2 separate regions of the Homo sapiens genome follow, and region 1 is linked to region 2. Evidence: chromatin contacts called from ENCODE POLR2A ChIA-PET data. All regions are on one chromosome and are shown on one strand. The core of a region is the stretch at or near the end of the contact, and the rest is flanking DNA. Distances in the headings are between cores, read along the strand shown.

Region 1 (3,725 bases), core at 1,154-3,653, 98 kb after region 2:
TTTTTTAAAAAAAGTTTGCATTTTCAGCTTTCAGCCATCATTTGTTTAAGGATATTTTATTATCATAGTATTTGCCTTAAGTGAAGAGCTTCATATTGAGCTTCTCCAGCCACCAGGTGATTTGGAAGGGAGAAACGTACCTGCCGGAGAGCTGGTATTCCCCTCCCTCATCCTCTCAGGTTTGGATCTGGTGCCTGGTCCCTGGTTTGAAGCTCCTTACTGCTATTCTTGATGTTTTTACTGGGCTGCTTGTTTTTTCTAATATAGGACAAAAGTCTTTGAGATCTGGAAAATGATATTAAAATAAGTAGGACGAAAAAGAAAGATTTTAAGTAATCTGCTACATTTCTTCCCCCACTTCCTCCTTTTTAAACAGTCCTTATGTTTTACTAAAATCTTCAGGATTGAGGGGAACATCTGTTGTGGAAGTATGTAGAGAAAATAACACTGATTTTTTTTAAAAGCCTGCTTTTGTGAAGCTGTATTGTATTTTGTGGTCCCCACACACTGCATACTTAAACAGTTAAAAGCCTCAGGAAAGGGAATCCTCGGAAGAAGTAATTAATAGTTCCAATCAGAGATGGCAGAAGTAATAGTTTCAATCAGAGACGGCAGAAGTAATAGTGTCAGTCAGAGACGTCCAGTGGTTGAGGTAGGGCCTGCATAGGTCGTTGGTGTGAGATCATCCTATGTGTCCAGTTGGCATTCTCTTTCTCTGGCTTGTGATCTGAGCTCCTGTATCTTTTATGTATTTGTTCTCTGGCAAGGGAACATCATCTTTCTTCTGATTTTTCTTTATTTTACTAACTTTGCTGTTGAAGATTTTATGGATGTAGACGAAAACTATTTTCACCCGAGAATTCCCCTAACCTAGAGCACTTTAAGGACTATGTTAACAAGGTCAGAAACTACACTTTCTGTTCACTTGAAAGATGCTGCCGTGATGAGTGTCTTTCCGTTTAGGGCGGTGGCACTCGCTCTTGAGTCTGAAGGTGTCAGTGGACGGGGCTGTGGGTGTAACCCCCTGCTTGCCACCTTGGCATTTTTAGGGCCCAGGTGTTGTGAGCTCTGTCCTTGGAGACTGTGGGACGGTGGAGCTGGGCGGCAGTACGTTAAATTAAATATGTTGGCCCAGAGGACAATGAGAACGTTTTGTAAGCTGTACTTTGTATGCTGTATTACTCGAATTTCAAAAATGAAGAGGGTGTAATTATTAAATATGTTTGGAAATTGCCAAGTCATTGAATACCTATTTTGTGAATTTATGAGTAGTTTTATTTTTAAGTTTGTAGATCAGGGGTCTCAGACACAGAGCCAAAAAAAAAAAATGCTAGAGTGAGTTTGTGTTTTTTTTTTTTTAAACCTCAAATAGTGTAAATTTGGTAAATTAACTTTTCTTGACATTTGTGTACATTGTATATTTATAAAAGTTTTAGTACTGTAGGGAGTAGGGAAGATAGAAGGCTTAGCTTAGCTGCTGATTTTTTAAAAGTGATATTCTTTCCTTTAGCTCTTTCTCTGAGACCACGATTTTGTTTTCTTGAGCTCATTTTACAAACCTTTGTGGATAGGACTCCAGGAATAGAGTATGTCTACACAACTTCCTGGCCCTTTTGGAAACTGTCCTTACAAAGCTAAATTGAGATGACAGCACAGTTTGTAGAAGACCCTTTCACACACATAGTTAAGCTTATCTACATGTAAGATCGATTTTAGCCTCTGCCTTTGGGCTGGTGGCAGATGTTTTCTCTATACAATATTGGGTATTACGGGAGGCTGAGGCAGGAGAATTGTTTGAACCCGGGAAGAGAAGGTTGTAGTGAGCCGAGGCTGCGCCACTGCACACCAGCCTGGGCGACAGAGCAACTCTGTCTTAAAAAACAACAACAACAAAAACAAAAAAAACCCCAATACTGGGTGTATTAGCCTTTCCCTCTTACCCCCTTTTCTGATCCCAGGGTTAAAAAGCAGCCAGTAGCGGCCCTGCAGGAATGGGCATCCATAGAATGAGAAGGGGCTTCTAGAACTAGCCTGGGAGCACAGAAGGAAGCTCCTCTCATTCAAATTTATCCGAACAGGCTTTGCAGAAGGGTAGTTTCATGATTTCTGCACATTCCTTCACTCTGAAATCTGTGTCGTGCCCCTGGCACTGACTGTGCACCTGGCACTGTGGATGTGGAGCAGGATCCGTGATCGTGGAGCAGGATCCGTGATCGTGAGGTAGGAGGTGGGACTCGACTCCAGAGGCGGGGTTCAGATGCCAGACCGAATTGAGGACTAGCTGATACAGGGATGGGGCAGAAGCAGCGTTCTGCAAGGCACGCCCACCAGTGTGCCTTGTTAGTTTACTGTCGCCATGGCCACACCCGGAGTTACTGCCTCTTTCCATGGCCGTGACCTGACAACCCAAAAGCCACCACCCTTTTCCTAGAAGTGTCTGCCTAAGCCTACCTTTACTCTACAGGAAATTAAAAGTAGGTATAAGGTAAGGCTGGGCGCAGTGGCTCATGCCTGTAATCCCAGCACTTTGGGAGGCCAAGGCGGGTGGATCACCTGTGGTCATGAGTTGGAGACCAGTGTGGCCAATATAGTGAAACCCCGTCTCTACTAAAAATACAAAAATTAGCCTGGTGTGGTGGTGTGCGCCTGTAATCCCAGGTGCTCGGGAGGCTGAGGCAGAAGAATCGCTTGAACCCAGGAGGTGGAGGTTGCAGTGAGCTGTGATCATGTCCACTGCACTCCAGCCTGGGCGACAGCCTAGGCGAGACTGCGTCTCAAAAAAAAAAAAAAAAAAAAAAAAAAGTAGGTATAAGTATGATTGCAAAACTGCCCTGAGCTGCTACTTTCCGCCTTTGGGAAAGCCCAGCTCTGCAGGAGCAGTCATGGAGCCGTATAACACTGCCTGCCTCTTCAATAAAGGTGTTTTCTTTCCTGCCACCGGCTCACCCTTGAATTATTTCCTGGGCAAAGCCAAGAACCCTCTTGGGCTCGGCCCCACTTTGGGGCGCGTCTGACCTGCGTTAATAGTTCCCAACCTCCGTGAGCTCACAGTTAAAAATGTTGTGGAGTATGTTCGGGAGTGGGGAGCGCTTTAGAGGGGGCTCCTGCTGGAGCTGGGTCCTGAGATCAGGCTGTGGCTCTCCAGGTGGACAGAAGAGCACCAGGGCAGAGCGGAGAGGTGGGTATGGCTGGGCCCTGTGCTTCTCTGTGGGGGCGGACGATTGTTAGTTGTTCATCAGGACAAGGAAGGCCATGGGTAGCGTGGGAAGGAGTTTGCATTTGACCCCATAGGTGTCAGGGAACCACTCAACAGGGGGCTTAGGTGATCTGACTTGCAGTTTTAGAAAGTTCACTCTTTCAGAGCTAGTGAGTGTGGGTTGGAAAGAGATTAATGAGGTGTCGAGTAAATCCCAGGTAGGGGTGATGGTGGCCCAATCCAAAGTTACAGTAGCAGTGATGGAGGTGATGGGATCTGAGTGGCATTAGGAAGAGCAGCTTGATGGGACTGCAAGCCAGATTTAAACAAACGACTGGCAGGAGGGGAAGGGCTTGACCATGTGAATGGGAAATGGCATTTTAAGTTTCTGGAAGTGACTTGGCGACAATGTGGAGTCAGGAATGGGTGAGGGGCCTTTGAAGTTGCTATGGTATGAATGGAGAATGCAGGATGGACTTGCAGAGTACAGAGGCCCGGAACCCCTGGCTTGCTTACTCATTCAGCAAAT
Region 2 (3,590 bases), core at 903-3,402:
CACTGCACTCCAGCCTGGGTGACAGAGTGAGACCTTGTCTCAAAAAAAAAAAAAAAAAAAAAGATATGAGTAATACTCATTTTACCAAAACAAGTAAGATTAAGAAAATTCAGTATGATGAAGATACTGTTTTATATATAAAGTGCTTAAGCATTGCCTGGCAGGCTGTATCTCAGATATGTACATACAGATGTATGTCATATACATTATACGTATCCTGCTGTTCAGAGGACATTCAGTCTCTTCTGATTAAACCAAATTCCCACCATAGATTTTTCTGCAGGGGTGGAAGGTGGAGAGATAGAGATGTAGGTGAAGGAGTCAGGACTTACAGGTATGTAGGTGGTGATGAAAGGAGATTAAACTGAGCAACAGTCAGCTCCCTGTCCTGTCCCCCACTAAGGGACCAGGAATTCGTTTTGGTACCCCAATCTGACCGCGGACCTCTTCCAGCACTTTCTGTGGGTCAGGCAGGGTGCCAGGCCCTGGGAACACAGAATTAAATTGGATTCCTGCAAATCAGGAGCCAGGACCAGTACGGAGCTTGAGCCTGAAGAGAAGGCACGTGCAGGCAGGAGCTGAGATTCCAGCAGGAAGGGGTCCCCTGTGCCCTGCTAAGCACAGCATGGCATGGAAGCCTGGACAGGGACTGGGCAGTTCTGGGTTCCGGTCACCCATTAACTACCTAGTGGTGATGTATCTAGGGCAGGGCAAAGATCTCTGGACTTTCACTTATTCAGCTCTGAAATCTCTCTGACAGTCGTAAAGAAGGTTAAATGGCCATGCATATGAAAGTGCTGGGGGAAAAGTTGTATATTTCAATCCACGGGGCTCCTCTATAATAAAAGGCACCAAGCTTCACATCTTTCTGAGTTCGACAACAGGCTAGCTGTCTATGGGAACTAATGAGAAAATATTTGCTCCTGATCCCTGGAGGCCACCCAGCTTTTGGGGAACAAGGGTGGGTACCCTGAGGGAGAAGGGGTACTCCAAGAAGTGGCTTTTCTTTGTGGGAGGGAGAGATGGGAGTAGCAAGTGGTGGCCTGAGAGAGGGGGGTTGTCTGCATCCAGCAGATAGGTGGGGTACTCTTCCTCGGAGAGGGGCCTTGAGAGTCAAGGAAGAACAGAGGCTGCCTCAGCTGCTCCAAGGCAGGACACCTGTGGTCCCCTCATCTCCATGAGCCTGCAATGTCCCCCATAAACAGACCCTAGCCTGGGGGCAGGGGGCAGAGGGGTGGGCCTAATGGGCCCCATTTTCTTTTTTCTTTTTTTTTTTGAGATGGAGTCTCACTCTGTCGCCCAGCCTGGAGTGCAGTGGCGCGATCTCGGCTCACTGCAACCTCCACCTCCCGGTTCAAGTCATTCTCCAGCCTCAGCCTCCTGAGTAGCCGGGATTACAGGTGTGTGTCACCACACCCAGCTAATTTTTCATATTTTTAGTAGAGATGGGGTTTCACCATGTTGGCCAGGCTGGTCTCAAACTCCCAACCTCAGGTGATCTGCCTATCTCGACCTCCCAAAGTGCTGGGATTACAGGCATGAGCCACCACACTTAGCCTTTTCTGACCCCATTTTCCAAACATATTAAACTTGATCCTTGACAGAGGTCTCTGGCACAGATGAGGCCCCTACTCTTCTCTCTTCCTGGGCCCTCTGCTCTCTGGGTTAAGCTGCAGTCCCTTACAAGGGGATCCCCTTGGAAGGGGTTGGCCAGAGCCTTTGGGAAGCCAGGCCCGGCCTGTTTTAGATATCTCCTCCTCAGGCCATGTACCCTCTAATCTAAGGTAGGGGGGCCAGCAAATGCCTGCCCTTACTGGGACAGGGTTAGATGTGTGACTTAATAAGGTTGAGAGCCACAAGTAATCCCTTAAGCACCGTGCTGTGTAACCTAAGATTATCCGGCCTGCAAACACCTGTTTTCACTCCTTCGCTGAGAGCAGTATTAAAAGCCTGCTGGTTAATGACAGTAGGAACTGCCATGAGGTGGGATGCACAAGCATTTGTCCCTTCTTGGAAGCATCTCCAAGGTTGAGCCCAGCTGCACACGCCCGTGAGCAAGGTTGAGGGACTGGAAGGGCTCGCCCAACTTTCCCTCCATATACAGTCATCAGGACCAAGCCCGGAAGCTTGAAGGTCAGGGCCAGGGTCGCGGTGCGGGGGCGGTTCTCGGGTTAGCACAGCTGCTCACTTCGTTAGTGATGGACAACGGGTCAGTCCTTTAACTCCCTGATCCACAGCTTCTACATCTTGGGAGGGAGGCAGAATAACACCTATTCTGCTCGCTACGCACGAGGTAGTCCTGAAGACCCAGGTTGGTGGGCGTAACACTGCACACCAGGCCAACACCACATCCCAGAAGACGGGAGCTAGGTTATTATAGACTCTTGAGAAACAGAGCCGGTGCCAACCCTGTGAAACTGACCAATCATGTTCTAATCATTTAGAACTGCAAGTCTCCGCGTCGGGTGGCACAGAAGATGTTGGCAATTTGTTGGAGAATCATTTCTCTGCTGGAGACGCAAGTCTAGAGGAGAAAGAAAGGGCGCTTTATGCAGACACAGCCCCTCAAGACAAGAAACTGCTCCTTCACTACCCAGATGGCAGGGAGGCCGAGAGCCCCAAGAAGACCCCCGCGTCTGCCGCCAGCGCGGGCCCCGATCCTGAAGCCAGCCTCTCCAATGCCTCAGCCACAGAGTCACCTCCACCTGGGGAAAGGGACGACAGGGACGCTGCGGGGCCTGGGGAGGAAAAGAATGGCCCACCAGTGGCAAGCGCCCTCCCTCCAGGAGGGGCCAAGGGGCCTGTGGAAGAGGAGTGGCCGGAGCCCAGTTCTGGAGAGGGACAAGGAGAGGAGGAGACTGGGTTTGGGCTCCCCACGGAGGGAACTGCCAGTGGAGAGGCAGGAGGACAGGCTGGGGGCCATGAACTCCCCGAGGAAGTCCAGGAGGTCCAAGGGGACAGCCTGGTGCAGGGAGCAGTAGCAGGGACAGCAGAGCCAAAGGCAGAGGGGGCCTCTCCTCACTCAGAGGGTGATGGGGTCGGCCCACTGAACGCAGAGGCCGAGGGCAGCCCTGGGCCTGGCGAGGAGCCTGCAGTGCCAGAGGGAGCCCCTGACGTCGCGGCTGTTGGGGGAGAGTCGGAGCCAGATATTGACACACAAGCCAGTGAGGGCACCGAGGACCAGGGGGAGCCCGGCCCAGCTGCAGAGGCCAGTGCAGAGCCTGGGGGCGCCCAAAGCGTTAAGGCAGGGGACACTGAGGAGAACCAGTCCCCAGAGATGACTGAGGAGGACGCAGATGAAGCCTCCTCTGAAGAGGAAAGTGGTGATGGAAGTGGAAGCGAGGAAGAAGGAGGAGTTCCCTCCGAAGAGGAGTCCGAAGAGGACAGCGGCGATGGGGCTAGCTCAGAAGAAGCAGAGGGCGCCTCCGAGGAGGCCACGGAGCCCCAGGAGGCTGGGGAGCCCCAGGAAGCCAGGGAGCCCCAGGAAGGCGGGGATCTGCAGGAAGCCGAGGAGTCCCAGGAAGGCGGGGATCCCCAGGAAGCCGAGGAGCCCCAGGAAGGTGGAGCGCCACAGGAAGGCGGGGAGCCCC

Evidence for each region. ChIA-PET counts read pairs that join two places held with the same protein, here RNA polymerase II (POLR2A).
Region 1: POLR2A ChIA-PET joins it to region 2 with 26 read pairs in PC-9. The contact joins two enhancer-like sites. POLR2A ChIA-PET finds 5 or more read pairs at or near these places in 7 of 52 experiments (HEK293, MCF 10A, OCI-LY7 and 4 more).

What each region holds. Positions count from the first base shown.
Region 1 is chr16:4,109,454-4,113,178 of GRCh38, reverse strand. All of the region lies in intron 2 of ADCY9 (adenylate cyclase 9), which reads left to right. Among named protein-coding and RNA genes, the nearest start is that of ADCY9, 5.1 kb to the left of the region's middle. Within about 2 kb of position 2,403, at least 6 of the 41 ENCODE cell types and tissues checked have a DNase peak (open chromatin) inside an H3K27ac peak, as active enhancers do.
Region 2 is chr16:4,206,959-4,210,548 of GRCh38, reverse strand. The region is part of intron 1 of SRL (sarcalumenin); the gene reads left to right. Among named protein-coding and RNA genes, the nearest start is that of SRL, 33 kb to the left of the region's middle. Within about 2 kb of position 2,152, at least 6 of the 41 ENCODE cell types and tissues checked have a DNase peak (open chromatin) inside an H3K27ac peak, as active enhancers do.